2 separate regions of the Homo sapiens genome follow, and region 2 is linked to region 1. A link is an interaction called in ENCODE POLR2A ChIA-PET data of the cell type or tissue named here. Cell type or tissue: PC-9. All regions are shown on one strand. Links, peaks and the distances in the headings refer to the core of each region. The heading gives the core; the rest is flanking DNA.

Region 1 (9,075 bases), core at 354-8,353:
TACCTAGAGTTGTCGAATTCATAGAGACAGACTGGAGAATGGGGGTTGCCAGGGGGAGCGGGAGGGAGGATGAGAAGTTAGTGTTTAATGGGTTTGCAGTTTCAGTTTTGCAAGATGAAAACAGTTCTGGAGATGGGTTGCACAACAATGGGAATGAGCTCTTCACGGTGGAACTGTACTCTTCAGAAGTAGCTAATGGCCAATTTCATGTTCTGTGTATTTCACAACAAATACAAATAAAATGAAGAAAAAAAGAACAAAACAAACTTCCCCACCAGATGCAAACCCTTGACTGTCAGCAAAGGGCCACAGTGCTCCTCAGAGCTTTATATGCATGTATTTGGGGGTTCTGGGGTGGACGCCGCCATGCACAGGCACAGACACCCCCAGTCTCCTCTGGGCAGCCTCCGGCCGTGGACCTGCTCTAAGGGGAATGAGGACACACTGACATTTGCAGGGGGCAAAGGAGGGCCCTGTGCAGGTGGGTGTGGAAATCTGGCTGAAGCTTTTCCCCACGAGGAGGGGGATGGGGACGGGAAGGCGAGGGGGACGGGGAGGGGCTGAGAGGGGAGGGGCTGGGAGAGAGCCGGCCTCTCCGGGTGTGCCCCAGGGAGCAGCAGTGTGAGGTGGAGCCTGTTCCAACCCTTTTTAGGGTTTGCCTGGGACTGAGGGGTTCCCAGAACCTGGGACTTGGGATGTAGAATCCAGAGGAGTCCCAGGCAAACAGGGACAAGTTGGTCATTTTCCTTGCTCAAGGCCGCAGCCCTTTTCCCAGACAGTGGTGACTTGAAACCGGTTCCCACCCACCTCCCTTCACTGTTCCCCCCCTCTCCCGCCCCCACCCCGAGGGGAATTCCAGTGTGAGAAGCTTGGGGTGGGTGAGGGGGAGTGAGCTGAGTTTCCTAATTCCTGCTGTCTTGAGAACAGCCTCTGTGGTCCTGGTTCAGCCTGTGCCCAGGCCATTCACTTCCTAATATGGTCCTTTTACATCTACTCGCTTCTGCGACTTTAATAAACTTAGCCTTGCCCATTAAAAAAAGAGATAATTGTTCGGTGAAAAAATAAGCATCCAGGGACACTAGCGAAAGCTCCCATGCCAGCAGCCCCCAGTGGCAGGGCCCAGAGAAGGGGCAAAGGAAACCGTGATCATCTCATTGGGAGGCAGCTTTGAAACTGATGAGATAAAAGGGAGTCCTGAGGCAATGAAGCTTGAAGGGCAGAAAAAGGGTTCGGGGAGGATGGGGGTAGGAGGAGCTGCAAGAAGGAGCAAAGGGGAGGGAAGAAGGTCCAGGGTCCTGGGAGTCACTGTGGCTGGGACTCCCCGCAGGAGCTCAGAACAAGTCCAGGTATTGGGGGTGCACCCCAGAGCAGGGTATCTCTTCCTTCACCACCTGCTCCCGCTGGAGCTCAGAGCTGGGGCTCAACACCCCACCTCCCCCAGGAGACACAGGAATATGAGACATGCTTGGCTGGGGAAATGGAGCCAGTTTCTTGACCAAGACAGGAGCTTCCGTGTGTGGGGGGCACATGGGCTGTGTCCTCAAGGAAGGAAGGCCCTTGCCCTCCCCATGCTCACCACGTGGTGAGGGAGGATAAAGAGTGAGCAAGGAAACCAATCAGGTGTTTCCCAATAGTGCTGCACAGGGATGAGCTACGTGCTTAATGCAGTCGCTGGTGGAGGACAGAAAGGCCTTTCTGAGGGGTGACGTCTGAGCTGAGACCTGAAGGATGAACAGGTCCCTCTGAAGGAAGAGGGGAGAAGCCCTACAGAGAAAGTGTTTCTTGGTCAAACACTGACATTCACTCAGGGCTTAGGGTCCAGTCAGCACAGAGGCAGAAGAGCAAAAAGGACAGAGAGAGGGAAAGGTCAGTGCTGAAGGTGTGCTAGGGTTCTGGCAGGATTGGCTACGTGATTTGCAGAGCCTCTCAGGCAAACTTAGAAAGAATTTCAAGACGAGACAAGATAGCATTAAATCAAGCATGGAGTCCCTCTGTGCAACTGCCCAGGTTGCTTGTCCATGAAGCTGCCTCTGGGTGCAGACCCTGCAGACCCCTGCAAGCTCAGGAAAGTGGATTTCATTTTAAGGACAAGGGGAGCCCTTAGAGGGACTGAGAAGGCAGGGTCAGGTCCTGACCAGGCCCTTTGGGTAAAAGGACCCTTATGGGTAAAAGAAGGCAGAAAGCAGGCAGGAGAGGGTGAGCTCTCTGGAATCTATGACCTTTTCAGGGGGTCTGACATGGTGACTTTGACCCTAATGGTATGCCCTTGTGAATCTACAGTTGTGGATTCTGTAGCCATGCTCAAGGGTGTTTAAGGAAGGAGCCCCTCTAGACAGCACCCGTGGGACCAGGGCCCCACGGGACACGCCTTGGGAAACCCTAACTTGGTGTAACGGTACTAAGAACCCCCATAAAGAACGTGCCATACAGGGAGAAACCAAGGCCCACGGAGGGACCAGAGGTCGCCCAAAGGCACCCTGCAAGTGTTTGACAGAGGCAGAAGCTGGGTGGCAGCCTTGGGAATTCCCACGTATTGGTCCAGGGCCAATACTCACAGAGCATGTGCAGGAACAGGGCCTGGAAACTGGCCAGGTGGCCCCAAATGTCACACTATATAGGCCACACGCTCAAATGGGGGCAGGGAGGCGGTGATCAGAACATCTGAGCATCAGGACTTTTGAGAACAAACAGATGCTGTTCAGAAAGAAGCTCCAGCCCGCTGCTTCTGAGCGAACTTGGGTGTGTAATTTAAATCTTATTAAATAATGAATCTGAATCTGGGTCAGTGGTAATTTATAGATTACCTTCATTAACTGGATAAAAATAATCACCAACTCAACAGTGAGTCATAACAGCAATTAAAAAAAAAGCTACAGCTTAGCACTAGTTGGGGTGTGAGGACATGTCTCCAATTATTTCCCAAAGATCCTGGAGATTGGCAAAAATCAACATGAATTTGGCTGGAGACAACTCCCTTTTTTCCCCTTTAACTTTTAAGCCCTTCAGGAGAAATGTAATCCATATGTTTCAGATTTGTTTACATTTAAACCATCAAAACAGTGTTTGTAAGAAACATTTGATGTCCAGGAACCCTTTCTCCTTTCTTTTTCAAGGCCTTTGGTCTTTGAACCAGGAAGTTGTCTTGTGCCAAGATGAAATGAGGCTGTCCCCGGTGGGAACACTGAATGGGTGCCCTCTCCCACCTTCTCATCTGCCCTCTGGCCATGGAGGTCTGTGGGGTACCAGGGGATCTTCTCAACCCTTGGGTCTCTCCAGAGGACGAGAAGACAGCCCTAAGGAGTTGGCCTTGCCAGCAGTGATCCACCAGGCTCGTGTCCCATATGAAATAACAGCAGCTCGAGATTATTGAGCACCTACTATGTGCCAGGCCCAGGTCTGAGACGGTGTCAACCACTCAGTGAGGGAGTGCTTTTAACATCCCCATTTTATAGATTGGAAAACAGAGGCCAATAGAAATGAAGGAGATTGCCCATGAGCACAAAGTGGAGTGCAGCTGGGTTTGCAGGTAGCATTTTAGATAAGGGAACTGAAGCTCAGAGAGTTTATTAAAACTGCCAAATGGGTTGGAATAAAGGATGGGAAAGATTTCGGAAGAGCTTAATTGCGATACACACCTGTGATGGCTTAATGTTACTGCAGCAGTAAGGAGTACTGGCTACTCCTGCGTCTCTTGTGGGCCTCCCTCCTTCCCGCTCCCTTCTCCTTTCCCTTCCTTTTTCCTTCCTTTCTCCTTCCCATATGTATGGATTTAAATTGCTTCCCTGTGACTTTTTTGTGTGTTTTCTTTCTCTCAACAGAAACGTGGTATTTATTTCTGCATAATTGTAATCATTCTGCACATACAATTTTCTATACCTCTTTTAGCCACTTAATGTTATTACCAAGAATGTTTCCGTATTATCAAAAAAAAATTTCTTTTATTTGAGATGAAGTTTTGCTCTTGTTCCCCAAGCTGGAGTGCAGTGGCACGATCTTGGCTCACTGCAAACTCTACCTCCCAGGTTCAAGTAATTCTCCTGCCTCAGCCTCCCAAGTAGCCGAGATTACAGGTGCACGCCACCACACTCGGCTAATTTTGTATTTTTAGTAGAGACAGGGTTTCACCATGTTGGCCAGGCTGGTCTCAAAGTCCTCACCTCAAGTGATCCGCCTGCCTCAGCCTCCCAAAGTGCTGGGATTACAGGCGTGAGCCTCCACGCTGGGCAAAAATGTTTTCTAAATGTCCCTTCAGTGGCTGCACGTGATTCCCTTGCACCATGAGGTCAGTGACCCACCCCTCGGGGTGAGCATTGGGTGGTTTCCATGTTTTTGTTGTTGTGCTGGAACCTGATGGCCCAAAAACCTCACTGTGCACAGAACCAAATGGAGAATGTGCTTTGACCTTGGTTTCGATTCTAACTCAGGATCTCTGGGGACACATTCTAGATTGATCAAAAAAAAAAAAAAAGTAGCTAACATTCATGGAGCACTTACCAGGTGGCAGGCTCCCAGATGAGTCCGTGTAGTTACTACCTCATTTAGTCTTCACCACGACAGCACACGGGTGTGGCTAAAGTCCCATTTCTCACATGGGAAGACTGAGGCTGAGGGGTAGAAGTAACCTGCCTAAGTGCAAGCCAAATTGCCCCAAATTGCCAAAGCTGGTATGTGGAGGTGGGCATACTATATTTATTTCTTGGAGTGGCCATAACAAATCTGGTGGCTTGAAAAAAAAATTGTTTTCTCGCAGTTCTGGAGGACAGAAGTTGGAAATCAAAATGTCAACAGGACTGGTTTCTTTCAGAGGTGGTGAGAGAGAGTCTGATCTATGTTTCCCCCGAGCCACTGCTGGCTGCTGGCTTCCCTGACTTACAGACGCATTGCTCCAGCCTCTGCCTCTGCGGCCCCACGACCTTTTCCTCATGCCTCTCTGTTTCTTCTCCTTTTCCATCTCTTATAAAGACACTCGCCACTGGACTCAGGGCCACCACGCTCCAAGATGATCTCATCTCAAGAACCTTGCCATTTGCAAAGATTCTTATTCCAAATGGGCTCACATTCTGAGGTTTCAGGTGGTCGTGTCTCTTGGGGGAACCCTTCAACCCACTGCAGATGCATGGTTTCAAAGTGGGCTTCTTGGAGGAGGGAGCAGCCCAGTCATGACCTGGAGGGTGAGAAGGGTCGGTCCTGGGAAGGCAGGGGGAGACGTTCTGGGCAGAAGGCCTGGTGTGATCCTGATGTCCCCCCTCCTCCCTTGCTCAGTGGCTGGACAAACAGCAGCAGCAGCAGCCCCGCCCTTAGGTGGCCACTCTCAGCTCTGACTGTGACACTGAAAACCAGTGGGCAGATGAGCACGCTGTGGCCACCAATGAGCCAGGCAGCTCGGAGTGCTATCAGTCTGAATTGTGGCCATTGTCCTGGGGTAGGGGGATGCTTGGGTTCCAAGAGCAAACCAGGACAAGCATCCCTAAGTGGGGAGCCTAGCCTGGCGACAACCCCCTCCTGTCCCTCAGAGCTCAGAGAGTCCCTGTGCTCTACCTACAAACTCTCAATAAGAACATCATGTCAGCCAGGCACGGTGGCTCACACCTGTAGTCCCAGCACTTTGGGAGGCCAAGGTGGGCGGATCACTTGAGGCCAGGAGTTTGAGACCAGCCTGGCCAACATAGTGAAACCACGTTTCTTTTAAAAATACAAAAAATTAGCCTGGCATGGTGGCGCACGTCTGTGGTCCCAGCTGCTCGAGAGGCCGAGGCAGGAGAATCGCTGGAACCTAGGAGGCAGAGGTTGCAGTGGGCCGAAATTGTGACACTGCACTCCAGCCTGGGTGACAGAGTGAGACTCTGTATCAAATAATGATAATAAAAATAAAGAACACCGTGTTATTGTGTGTTGGTGTTCTCATGTCTCTTCTACTAAAATGAATTCAGGACACTGTTGGAGGAAGTGCAAATTGAGGAGGGCTTCAGGGAAAGCTCTTAAGCACTGCACTCAAAATTTAAAATGCACGACTCTTTCACCCCCAACATGCAGAAAGTATCCAATGTCTTTCCTCCCACCAATGTGCAAGGATCTGTGGGATCCTGCATGTTCATCTTAGCAGCGTTTGAAGAACAAATCCTGCTCAGCTACCTAGAAAGATGTCACCTTGGCCAGCTACACCATAACCTTTTTGGTCTCAGTTTCCTCATCTGTAAACCAGGGTAATAATGGAACCCACTTCCCAGAAGTTTCAGGGGAATTACATGAGTTCATGGGTGTAAAGCGCTTAAAGCGAGCCTGGTGCACAGCAGGGCCTTGAAAATGCTGGCTCGGCACAGAGGTATTTTCTCATTCAACACACACTTGCTGAGCACCTACAGTGAACGGAGCACTGTCCTCAGCCAGGAAATATACAGAAGGGAACAAGACAAGGCCCTTGCCCTTGGGGAGCTTCCAATCCAGTGCAGGAGACAGAAAATAAATAGGGCCATGTGCTGTGCACTATCAGGGAAGGCCCAGAGGACAAGGGACAGAGAGTGCTGGCAGGGAAGGAAGGGCGCTGTTTCAGCAGCGGTCCAGGAATTGCCTCTTAGGAGATAACATTTGAGCAGAAACTGGAAGGAAGAAAAGAAAGAAAGAGGGAGGGAGGGAGGGAGGGAGGAGACAAGGAGGAAGTTCTAACCCAGTAGTTTCCTTTTCTTTTCTTTTTTTTGAGATGGAGTCTTGCTCTGTCACCTGGGCTGGAGTGCAGTGCCGCCATCTCGGCTCACTGCAACCTCCGCCTCCCAGGTTCAAGCAATTCTCCTGCCTCAGCCTCCCAAGGAGCTGGGATTACAGGTGCCTGCTGCCACGCCCAGCTAATTTTTTTTTTTTTTTTTAAAGTAAAGACGGGGTTTCACTATATTGACCAGGCTGGTCTCAAACTCATGACCTCAAGTGATCCACCGGTCTCGGCTTCCCAAAGTGCTGGAATTACAGGCGTGAGCCACCACGCCCGGCCCTAACCCAGTAGTTTTCAACTGGGTGACATTGCCCCCCAGGGGACATTTGCCAATGACTGGAGACATTTTTTGTTGTCACAACTAGGGCCCCCAGTAGTGAGAAATGTTGCTGGCAACTAGTGGATAGAGTCCAGGGATACTGCTAAACATGCCACACAAGACACACCCCTATAACGAAAAGCCGTCCAGCCCAAAATGTCACTAGTGCTGAGGCCGGCAAGGCCAGCTCCAACTCCCGTTTTTTTTCTATGCCTGTATATTTTTTAGTAACAAAAATGACATCATGCCATACATTATAATTTGTAAACTGCAATGATATATTGGAATTGTATGTATCAAAAAAGCATATCGATTTTATAACTCTTTAAAAACTGCATCACAGTCCAGGATATGCAATACTATATAGTAGAATTTACTGATTTACTATTGATGGGCTTTTAGGTTAATTCCAATTTTTCACTGTTGAAAAAAACCCTGGCCAGGCACAGTGGCTCATGCCCGTAATCCCAGCACTGTGGGAGACCAAGGAGGGTGGATTGCTTGAGCCCAGAAGTTTGAGACCAGCCTGCACAACGTGGCAAAACCTTGTCTCTACAAAAAAACACAAACAAAAACTTAACTGAGCATGGTGGCACAGGCCTTGGCTCCAGCTACCCTCGGAGGCTGAGATGGGAGGATCGCTTGAGCCCGGGAGGCAGAGGTTGGGGTGAGCTGTGATCATGCCATTGCACTCCAGCCTGGGTGGCAGAGTGAGACCTCGTCTCAAAAACAAAATCAAAAAACAACCCTCTGATACACAGCCTCATCCCAAATCTGCTTACCCATCCACAACTCTTTCCCTAGGATCAATCCTATAGAGACAATTGTTGGGTTGAGAGTAAGCAGGACTTGAAGGCTGTCACTGCAAACCGAACAAGGCTGTAGTGTAGACCCCAGGCAGCCTGGGTTTGTAGTTACCAGATACTTGACCTTGGGCAGGTTACTTCATTGTGCCTTAGTGGTCTTGTCTGTGAAATGGACTTAAAGATAGTTCCTACCTCTTAACGGTGGTTTGGAGGCCTAGCGAAAGAATGTAAGGCCCACAACACAGTGACCAGTGCCCAGCCTGGGTGTCGCTCTGCAGAGAGCCCCCTACCTCCACCTTACCCCCACTTTACACATTCAAAACAGTGAGGATCAAGACGGCCCTTTTCCCTCCGTAGCTGCCACAGCAGGAGTTATTGACCTCGTTCATCTTTGCCAATCAGATCACCAAAACTGATATCACATTTTAAAAACTGGTAATGTACCAAGGGGTCCCCAGCAGGCGTGTGAATAAAGGGGTAATTTGACAGGTGGCAAGGTGAGGTGGGGGGAGTTAGTGCAGGGGCAGCTGTGTAATGGGCAAACGTCCTGTCTGGAGTATCTGTATCTCCTCCAAGTAAATGCCTAAAAAAGCATCATCTGTCAAAAATCCAGAGTCTAACGTGATCACATCCGCCGGTTACATGGTTAAGACACACGGCATGCTATCTCTCAGTCACTGAAGGGCAAGTAGGTTTATGAGCTGATCTGCTCAACTGTACGTTGTAACATTTTTGGCTGCCTATTTTAGTCAAAGCAATGAGTTTTTCTTGGGAGTGTAAAAGTAGACCTATTGAATAAACAAACTGAGATTCTCGCCTCACCTCATATGGCAAAATGTATTCCTGGTGGACCAAAGATTAAAATGTTAAATAAGCAAGCAAACAAATAATGTAAATAGTGAAACTAAAAGGAATAGAAAAATAACTATGAATTAATATTTTATAATCTTGGGGATAAAAAGAGTCTCAAAGCATGGTACTAAGGACTAAAACCATAAAAAACATTTTTAATTACCTAAAAATTAAACTCTGAATAGCAAATAAAAAAGTATAAGCAAGTTGAAAAATAACTAAATTGGGGAAATATGAAAAAGGTGACAAACATATTGTGTAGAGCCTTAATATGTAAAGAGTAATTGCTAATCAATAACAGACAGTCAAATATACTAATAGGATGTAAACAAGCAAATACTTAAACAAGAGATACAAATGACAAAGGTACATGAAAATATAACCACTTCAATTAA
Region 2 (9,075 bases), core at 763-8,762, 60 kb after region 1:
AGGACTCATGCTGCCTGGGAAACAGTGTTGGCCCACTCCCGGGATAGAGTCCCCTGGGTGTGCCTAAGCTACGTGTTTCACCCATGGCCAGAAAAGGCAGCCTTGGCCAGGTGTGGTGGCTCATGCCTGTAATCCCAGCACTTTGGGTGGCCAGTGTCTGTAATCCCAGCTACTCAGGAGGCTGAGGCACAAGAATTGCTTAAACCCAGGAGACAGAGGTTGCAGTGAGTCGGGATTGAACCACTGCACTGCAGCCTGGGCAACAGAGCAAGACTCCATCAGAAAAAGAAAAAGAAGAAGAAGGAGGAGGAGGAGGAAGAGGAGGAAGAAGAAAGGGAGAGGGAGAGGGAGAGGGAGAGGGAGCAGGAGCCCTGTGCTCCAAGCAGCTGCAGCCAACTGGGCAGGATGAGCACCGGACCAAAAGGGAGCCAACCCACTGACAGGGCTCATCCAATCAGGTTCCTTCCTCCAGCAATTGAACAGATCAGGTTAATGATGGAAGAAGAAGGGGAAGGGGCAGAGAGAGAGGAGAGAGCCCGCAGGGTCCCAGAGAAAAAGAAATAACAACTGCCCAGTTTCTGTAAGAACTGGGCCCATCCTTCCTGCCTTGAGTTCCATGAGATTTTGCCAGCTTCTTTCAGCAGACCCTCTTCTTACTTGAACTACCTATCTGGGTTCTGCTCCTTACAATTCAGAGACTTCACTGGAACAGGGAGGAATATAAATGACCCAAGTTGGGGCCTATGTGAGAGGCAGGGTTTCCCGAGGGAAGAGGCTCTGAAGGGAAGTCAGCCCATTTAAGGGAACCACAAACAACAAACATGCAAAAGACGGCCAACTTCACGAGAAGTTGGAGCAAGGCAAAGTAAAACAGAGAGGCAGCATTTCTGGTGACAGCAAGTACAGGTGTGAGTGTGGAGGAAATGGGAGCCCCCTTGCTGCTGGGAGGTGCATAAATTTGAGAATATCTTTTAAAATTCAAGACACATATGCTCTATGATCCAGTTCTTCTCCTTCTCCGTATCTACCCTGGAGACAAACTTGCAGAAACACTCAAAGAGGCAAGTACAAGGATGTTCATGGCAAAAACACAGATAATCTAAATGTTCTTCAGTAGCAGAAAGACTACAAAGTGGATTTTTCTATATCTGGAAATATGGTGGAAGGAGGAGGAGGAGATGGTGGTGATTATTATTATAAAAGAAGAATCAACATTTATTGTGCGAGGTGTTGTTTTCAGAACTTTACATGTCTCAGTTACTCTAATTAATCTATATAAAAACCCTAGTAAGAAAACACTATTATTACTTCCACTCTATGGATAAGAAACTGTGGCTTAAAATATAAATTGCATATTTAGCTGATGATTCTGAGGGTCAGCATTTTGGGCCAGGCTCAACTGGGCAGTTCTTTTGCTGATCTTGGGTGGGCTCCTCCAAGTGTCTGCAGTCATCTGCCATTTACCTAGGTGGCTCTGCTTCTGGGGCTTGCTGGCTATTGGCTAGGAAGCAGGAATCACTGGGCCATCTATCTCTCATTACCCAGCAGGCTAGTCTTGGCTTCTTCACGCTGGGGCCATAGCAGGGATCCTGAGAACACAGAAGGAAGCTTCATGCATACACTCTTCAAGCCTCTACTTAAGTCATGGCTGTTATTGTCCCATTGGCCAAAGCAAGTCATGTGTTCCAGCCAGATACATGGGGTGGATACCTCTTGAAAGTTCCTGCAAAGTCATTGCAAAGGGCACACAAACAGGGATGGGAAGAATCTGTGGCTGTTTTTGCAATCACCTCACTTGTGCAATCAAAAATCAATTCTTCCCAAAAAACTAAGCAAATTGTAAATAGACGATCGAGAACTTTTCAGGGTCAGGCTTTGGCTTCACCCTAACAGGTGAGGGATCTCTGGGCCATCTCCAGCCATGCCTCCACTCACTGTGCTCATGCTGTCCCTTGCTTTAAAATCCAGTTAAACCTTCAGCAGGAGCTGACACTGTCCACAACTTCTTCCTTCTGTGGCTTCTCCTAGTTTCTCTGCCACTTCTCCAGCCACTCCTTTTCTGTCTCCTTCACAAACTTATTCCTTCTATCCAGGAGATACACACATTTGTTTCTCCTACCTAAATCTCAAATCTGAACCCTATACTTGTACGTCCAACTACTTGATTGCCTTTTCCCATCTCTATTTGGCTGGCTCAAGGGACTTTATCAGCTACTGGTGCATAATAAACCATCCCTAAAATCCAGCTAGTTTGCTCATGATTCTGAAGTTAGTAACTCAGGCTGGAATTAGCTGGATAGTTATTTTGATCTTGGCTGATCTCATTCAAGGTCAGCTAGAGCCAGGTAGCCTAGGATGGGCTCAGCTGGGATGGCTCATCTTGCTCCATGTGGTCTCTCATCATTCAACAGGTCAGCATGAGCCTGTCCACTTGGAGATCCTGGAGGGCTCTAAAAGAGTTAGTGGAAGCTTGTAAGGACTCCTGAGACAGGCTTATAGCTGGCAGGGTGTCCCGTCTTCCACATCCTGCAGGCCAAACATGTCACAAGGCCAGCCCAGGGATGTGAAAATTGACTCCTCCATTCAATGGAGGAACTGCAAAGTCACATTGCAAAGGGGTGTGAACACTGGGAGAGAATAAGTGGGACCATTTGTGAAAGCCATCAACCACAGACACCTCAAACTCAACAGATTCAAAACTGAACTCAAGATCTTCCCCCAAAATCTGCACCTCTCCCAAAAGTCCACATCCCAAATAGTTTCACAGCAAAGAAAGAAATGCAGAAGTTATCCTTGACCCCTCTCTCTTCCTCACACTCCAGATCAAATCCATCATCTCCAAAATACCCCTTACATGTGTTTTTCTTTCTCCATCTGGCCCTTCAGTCCCTAAACAAAGACACAGACACCAGCATTTCATCTGATAGCTTCAGCAACCTCTTAATAGATCGCCCTCACCCATGTTGCCCCCTCCTGTAAATTCTATACTTTGTGGCCCTTGAGATTGTTATAAAGAACAAATCAAATTCCGGTACTTTCCTTCATAAAGTCCTTTAGCAGCTCCAGTCCCCTTAGCATGGCTTCATGCCTGTGAGATTTGCCTCAGCCCATGCCAGGACCCCGGGCTCCTTACAATCCATCCATGTGAGTCTGCTTTCAATTTCTCAGACTCATGTAGTGAATTGAATAATGTCCCCAAAAACATATGTCCAAGTCCTAACCCCCCATACTTGTGAATGAAACAATACTTGGAAAAAGGGTCTTGGCAGGAGTAATTCAGTTAAAGACCTTGATACAAGATCATCCTGGATTTAGGATGGGCCCTAAATCCAATGACTTGTGTCTTTTTTTTTTTTTTTTTTTTTTTTTTTTTTTTTTTTTTTGAGACAGAATTTCGCTCTCTCACCCAAGCTGGAGTACAGTGGCACAATCTCGGCTCACTGTAACCTCCGCCTTCCACTTTCAAGCGATTCTCCTGCCTCGGTCTCCTGAGTAGCTGGGATTACAGGTGCCCGCCACCAGGCCTGGCTAATTTTTATATTTCTAGTAGAAACAGGGTTTCACCATGTTGGCCAGGCTGGTCTCGAACTCCTGACCTCATCTGCCCACCTCGGCCTCCCAAAGTATTGGGATTACAGGCGTGAGCCACCGCGTCTGGCCGACTTGTGTCTTTTTGAAAGAAAGAAAAAGGAGGTTTGAGGCACCGGGACACAGGGGAGAAGGCCGTGTGAAAAAGGAAGAGACTGGAGTAAGGCGTCTTCAAACCATGGAACGCCAAGGGTTGCTGACAACCATCAGAAGCTGGAAGAGGCAAGGAAGGATCTTTCCCCTAGAGCCTCCAGGAGGAACATGGCTTTGCTGACACCTGGATTTCAGACTTCTGGCCTCCAGCACTGTGAGAGAATCAATATCTGTTGTTTTAAGCCACTAAGTTCATGGAAATTTGTTGTAACAGCTCAGGAAACCACTGTGGCATGTTAAGCCTCATCCCAGGGCCTTTGCCCTGGCTCTTCCCGTGGCCTGAAACGCACCTTCTGGGCCTGCTCACCTGTCTGGCCCCTATTTTCCTTCCTGCATGAGCTCATTTCATTGCAGCTTCAGGGAAGCCTCTTCTAACTTCCCTAAGGAGAATCCCTTTCATAGACTCTCTGGCACCATTTCTTCTCTTCTTTCCCCCAGCTTTATTAAGGCATAATGGACAAATACAAAATTATATCTATTTCATTTCTTCTCTTTCACAAGGCTTATGAGAGTTGCAATTTTTCATTTATCTATATCTGTGATTAATGCCTTTGTCTGTCTCCCAAGCTGAACTGCAGTTCCTAAGGGGGCAAGGATGGCAGCAACCTCCTGTTCACCTCTGAATTTCCACCACCAGCCCACAATGGATACCCAATAAATATGCAGAAAGCCAATGCTTGATGTCACTCACATTTTCCATTTTAAGTGAAAATTACAAATCACATGTGAAATAACTGGATCAATTAATAAAAAGAAATAAGAAAACCTAAAAGTCCCACCTGGCAGGCAGAAGCCAGAGATGAGGTGGGTGGGGATCAGCCCTGGGTCCTGCGGATCCTCAATCCTCCCAGGGCACAGGGTGACGCAACAGAAGTAGCTTCCTTTCTGTGCAGTATCTCAGAACTGATCTGCATACAAGCTTCCTCTCCTTATCAATGCTGTGGCCAACAGAGGTGCAATTGAAACTCTGATGGACCCATTCCAGAAACCTGGGCGGCATAGAAAGCTTGCCAGAGCAAGGCTTGGCCACTGCTGGGGAGGCACCTGATTAAAGGAGGTTCTTGTCTGTCCTTCCCCTGGGAGTCAGAGGGGGTCCTGGGCCAGCCAAGGTCATGGTCCCTCAGTGCTCCGGGAAGAATTACTTGGCAGCAGTTAGTATAGACCAGAAATAGTTACTGAGGCCCTACTGGGTGCCAGGCACAATGCTAGGGGCTAGAGAAACAGGAGTGAACTCATGAACTAAACTCCCAGCCCCAAGAAGAAACAGATGCCTATTAATCGATTATACAAGCAAATTAATAAACTATAGGTTTTAGACAGGGCATGGTGGCTCACGCCTGTAATCCCAGCACTTTGGGAGGCCAAGGCAGGTGGATCACTTGAGGTCAGGAGTAAGAGACCAGTCTGGCCAACAGAATGAAACCCCGTCTCTACTAAAAATACAAAAATTAGCTGGGCATGATGGCATACGCCTGTAATCTCAGCTACTCAGGAGGCTGAGACACTCGAGAATCGCTTGAACCCGGGAGGCGGAGGTTGCAGTGAGCTGAGATTGTGCCACTGCACTCCAGCCTGGGCGACAAAGTGAGACTCCATCTCAAAAAAAAAAAAAAATTGAAAAAAAAAAAACTATAGGTGGTGATAAGGGTATGACAGAGAGGTACTATCTACAAGGAGAGCATGTAATAGGATTATCAGACCTGGTTTAGGGAATCAAGAGAGGCTTCCTGGAGGAAGTGACATTTAAACCAATACTTAATGGACAGCCATTCCCAACCCCATTCTCCTTTACTCATTCCTTCTATCAAGGCTGCAAGAATTAAACACTTTCCCAGCCTCCACTGCAGCTGGGGTTGCCATGAACAATTGTGACTAATGAGATGCAAGCTGAAGTCAGCTGGCTCCACTGTCCTTCTTCCTGCCTTAAATGGGAATGAGATAGCTGGAGCTGAGGCAGCCGTCTTGTGACCCTGAGGGAACAGCAAAGAGAATCGCAGAGATAGCAGCCCCAAGTCACAGAACCAATACTAGAAACCAGCCGCCTCCAGATTTTTTGTTATGGGAGAAAAATATGTCTGTTTTTGTTTAAACCACTATAATTTTAGCCAAAAGCATTCCTAAGTGAAACAGGTCTCAAAGATGAGTAAGTTAATGAAGGAAAGAGTGGCAGGAAGAGTTTTCCAAAGAGGGGAAACAGGCTGGGCATGGTGGCTCACACCTGTAATCCCAGCATTTTGGGAGGCCAAGGCAGGCAGATCACTTGAGGCCAGGAGTTGGAGACCAGCCTGGCCAACATGGCAAAACCCTGTCTCTACTAAAAATACAAAAATTAGCCGGGCGTGGTGGCGGGTGCCTGTAATCCCAGCTACTTGGGAGGTTGAGGCAGAGAACCACTTGAACCTGGGAGGTGAAGGCTGCAGTGAGCCGAGATCGCACCACTGTACTGCAGTCTGGGTGACAGAGTGAGACTCCATCTCAAAAAAAAAAAAAAAAAAAAAAATGGTCAGGCACGGTGGCTCACGCCTATACTCCCAGCACTTTGGGAGGCTGAGGTGGGTGGATTACGAGGTCAGGAGTTCGAGACCAGCCTAACCAACATGGAGAAACCCCGTCTCTACTAAAAATACAAAAATTAGCTGGGCATGATGGTGCGCCCCTGTAATCCCAACTACTGGGGAGGCTGAGGCAGGAGAATGGCTTGAACCCAGGAGGCGGAGGTTGCTGTGAGCTGAGATTGCACCACTGCACTCCAGCTTGAGTGACAGAGCAAGATTCTGTCTTAAAAAAAAAAAAAAAAAAAAGGGAGGAAACAGAATGTGCAAAGGCCCTGGAGTGGAAAAACCCAGTAGGGGACCCAGAGAAGGTCAGTGTGTGGTTGAAGCTTAAAGGGGAGCGGGGAGGGGCATGGGCCATGAGGCTGGCGAAATTGGAAGAGCTGATAGGAGACAGCGAATGGTGGGATGTTAGCCAAGAGCACCATGGAGACTAGAAGAGTTTCAGACAAAGGAGTGACGGGAGATCAGGTTTTCTTTCCAGAAAACATCTCCCTGGCAGGTTCTGGGGAATAGACTGGAAGAAATCAAGGGTGGGAACTGAGACACCAATGATAACCGTGGCTGAGGGAGGGATGCTGGGATGGTGGGAGAGGTGGTGGAAATAGAGAGATCCTTCCAACCAGAGGTTCCCAAGCAGGGCCGGTACTGCCCTTGACATTTGGCAACATCTGGAGACATTTTTGGTTGTCACACTCTCGGGGAGGGTGCTGCTGGCATCTTGCGGGTTGAGGCTGGAGGTGCTGCTCAACATCCTACAATGTACAAGAGATGTTCCCACCGCACCCCAGCAGAGAATCATCTGGCCCAAAATGCCCAGAGTGTTGAGATCATCATGGTCATGGCCCCTCAGCACTCCGGGAAGAATTAATGTGTTTATATTGTGGAAGAAAACTGGACACATGTTGGAAAGATGGGAGGCTAGAGAGAAAAGTTCCAAAACCGGGGCCAGTTAGGAGACGGTGACCCTAATCCCAGCAAGAATCAGCATGGGGTGCAGACCACAAGCTGAGGTCAGTAGGGCTGGACCGCCCTCCCCGAGGCTGAGAATTCAGATTTCTAATCAGAAAGCACCCACAGCTGGGCTTACTAAGGGTAGAACATAGCTGGGAATGATCTAGGCCACAGCAGTGTGTCTGCCCAGCCCTTGTCCTTAAAGAGGAGGGTCCCAACTGCCATCCTGGTTGTCCATGCCCCCACCCTGGCCAAAGCAGACTGGACAAAGGGTGGGCAACAGACTCAAAATGAGTGATCGGCTCTCTTTCCCATGGACGGGCGCTGACCCCTTCTTCCAGTCATGGCATCTGATTGTGCTCTGGGCAACTTCCAGCCCACCAAGACTCTCAGTTATGATGTCCTCCCTCTCCAAGGCATGGGCACTGGCCCCAAGTTCAGCCAGACTCTCTCCTTGGAACTTGAATTTTGAGCAGCCTCAGAACGGATGGGAAATGCTGATTTTCATCCCAGCGGAGGTGCCCTGCGGGACTGTTCTTTGTGCCTGCTCTCTAGAGCCACAGCTCCCTCTGGAACTCCCTTTTGGAGTTTCTGTTTTTAGTTGGAGTTAGAGGCTACTACAAGTTCTCTTAATAAATTTCTTTTTTCAGCCAGGCACGGTGGCTCATGCCTGTAATCCCAGCACTTTGGGAGGCTGAGGTAGGCAGATCAGGAGTTTAAGGTCAGGAGTTTGAGACCATCCTGGCCAACATGGTGAAACCTCGTCTCTACTAAAAATACAAAAATTAGCTGGGCGTGGTGGCATACACCTGTAGTCCCAGCTACTCAGGAGACCAAAGCAGGAGAATCGCTTGAACCTGGGAGGCAGAAGTAGCAGTGAGCCAAGATCATGCCACTGCACTCCAGCCTCAGCAACAGAGTGAGACTCTGTCTTAAAAAAAAAAAAAAATTCCTTTTTTGCTAGTGTATTGGTTTCCTATTGGTGTGGGAACAAATTACTACTAACTCTGTGGCTCAAAACAACACAAATGTATTCTCCTACAGTTCTGGAGGTCTGAAGGACAAAATCAACCTCACTAGACTCAAGTCAAACATCAGTAGGGCTGCGTTCTTGCTGAAAACAGTGGAGAGAATCTGTTTCCTTGCCTCTCCCGGCTTCCAAAGGCCGCCTGCTTTCCCTGGCTCCTGGCTCCTTCCTTGCCTCCAGCACATCTCCTACTCTGGACTGACCCTCCTGCCTCCCCTTCGCAAGGACCCTTGCGATTCCGTGGGCCCACCTTAATAATCCAGGATAATCTCCTCATCTCAAAATCCTTAACTTGACCATATCGGCAAAGTCCCTTTGTAAGGTAAGATTCACAGGTTCTAGGAATGAGATCATAGACATCTTTGGTGGGGGTGGGGGAGGCATTATTCAGCCTAGAAGAGTCCATTTCTGTTGCTTGCAACTAAAGAATTCTGATTGATATGTCAAAAGTCACAAACCCAACCCCAAACTCTAAAGATACTGCATTTTGGCTGAAAGCAGTGGCTCACAACTGTAATCCCAGCACTTTGGGAGGCTGAGATGGGCAGATTGCTTGAGCTCAGGAGTTTGAGACCAGCCTGGGCAACATGGTGAAACCGTCTCTACAAAAAATACAAAAATTAGCTGAGCTTGGTGGTTCATACCTGTGGTCCCAGCTACTCAAGAGGCTGAGGTGAGAGAATCACTTGAGCCCAGGTGACAAAGGCTGCTGTGAACCATGATCATGCCACTGCACTCCTGCCTGGGCAACAAAGTGAGACCCTTTCTCAAAAACAAAAAAAAAAATTATTTTTTATTTGA

What was found. ChIA-PET counts read pairs that join two places held together with the same protein. Peaks named below come from ENCODE experiments on the same cell type or tissue, not always from the same donor. Only the 100,000 strongest peaks of a DNase experiment are listed, where the experiment ranks them.
Region 2: POLR2A ChIA-PET joins it to region 1 with 14 read pairs; 4 of 35 experiments call an interaction of 5 or more read pairs at or near these places.

Annotation. Positions count from the first base shown.
Region 1 is chr20:56,851,682-56,860,756 of GRCh38, reverse strand. No RefSeq gene overlaps it. Among named protein-coding and RNA genes, the nearest start is that of TFAP2C, 230 kb to the right of the region's middle. In PC-9, for the core only: no CTCF peak of the experiment used is centred there; no DNase peak of the experiment used is centred there.
Region 2 is chr20:56,792,127-56,801,201 of GRCh38, reverse strand. No RefSeq gene overlaps it. Among named protein-coding and RNA genes, the nearest start is that of TFAP2C, 170 kb to the right of the region's middle. In PC-9, for the core only: a CTCF peak has its summit at 892; a DNase peak (open chromatin) is centred at 4,671.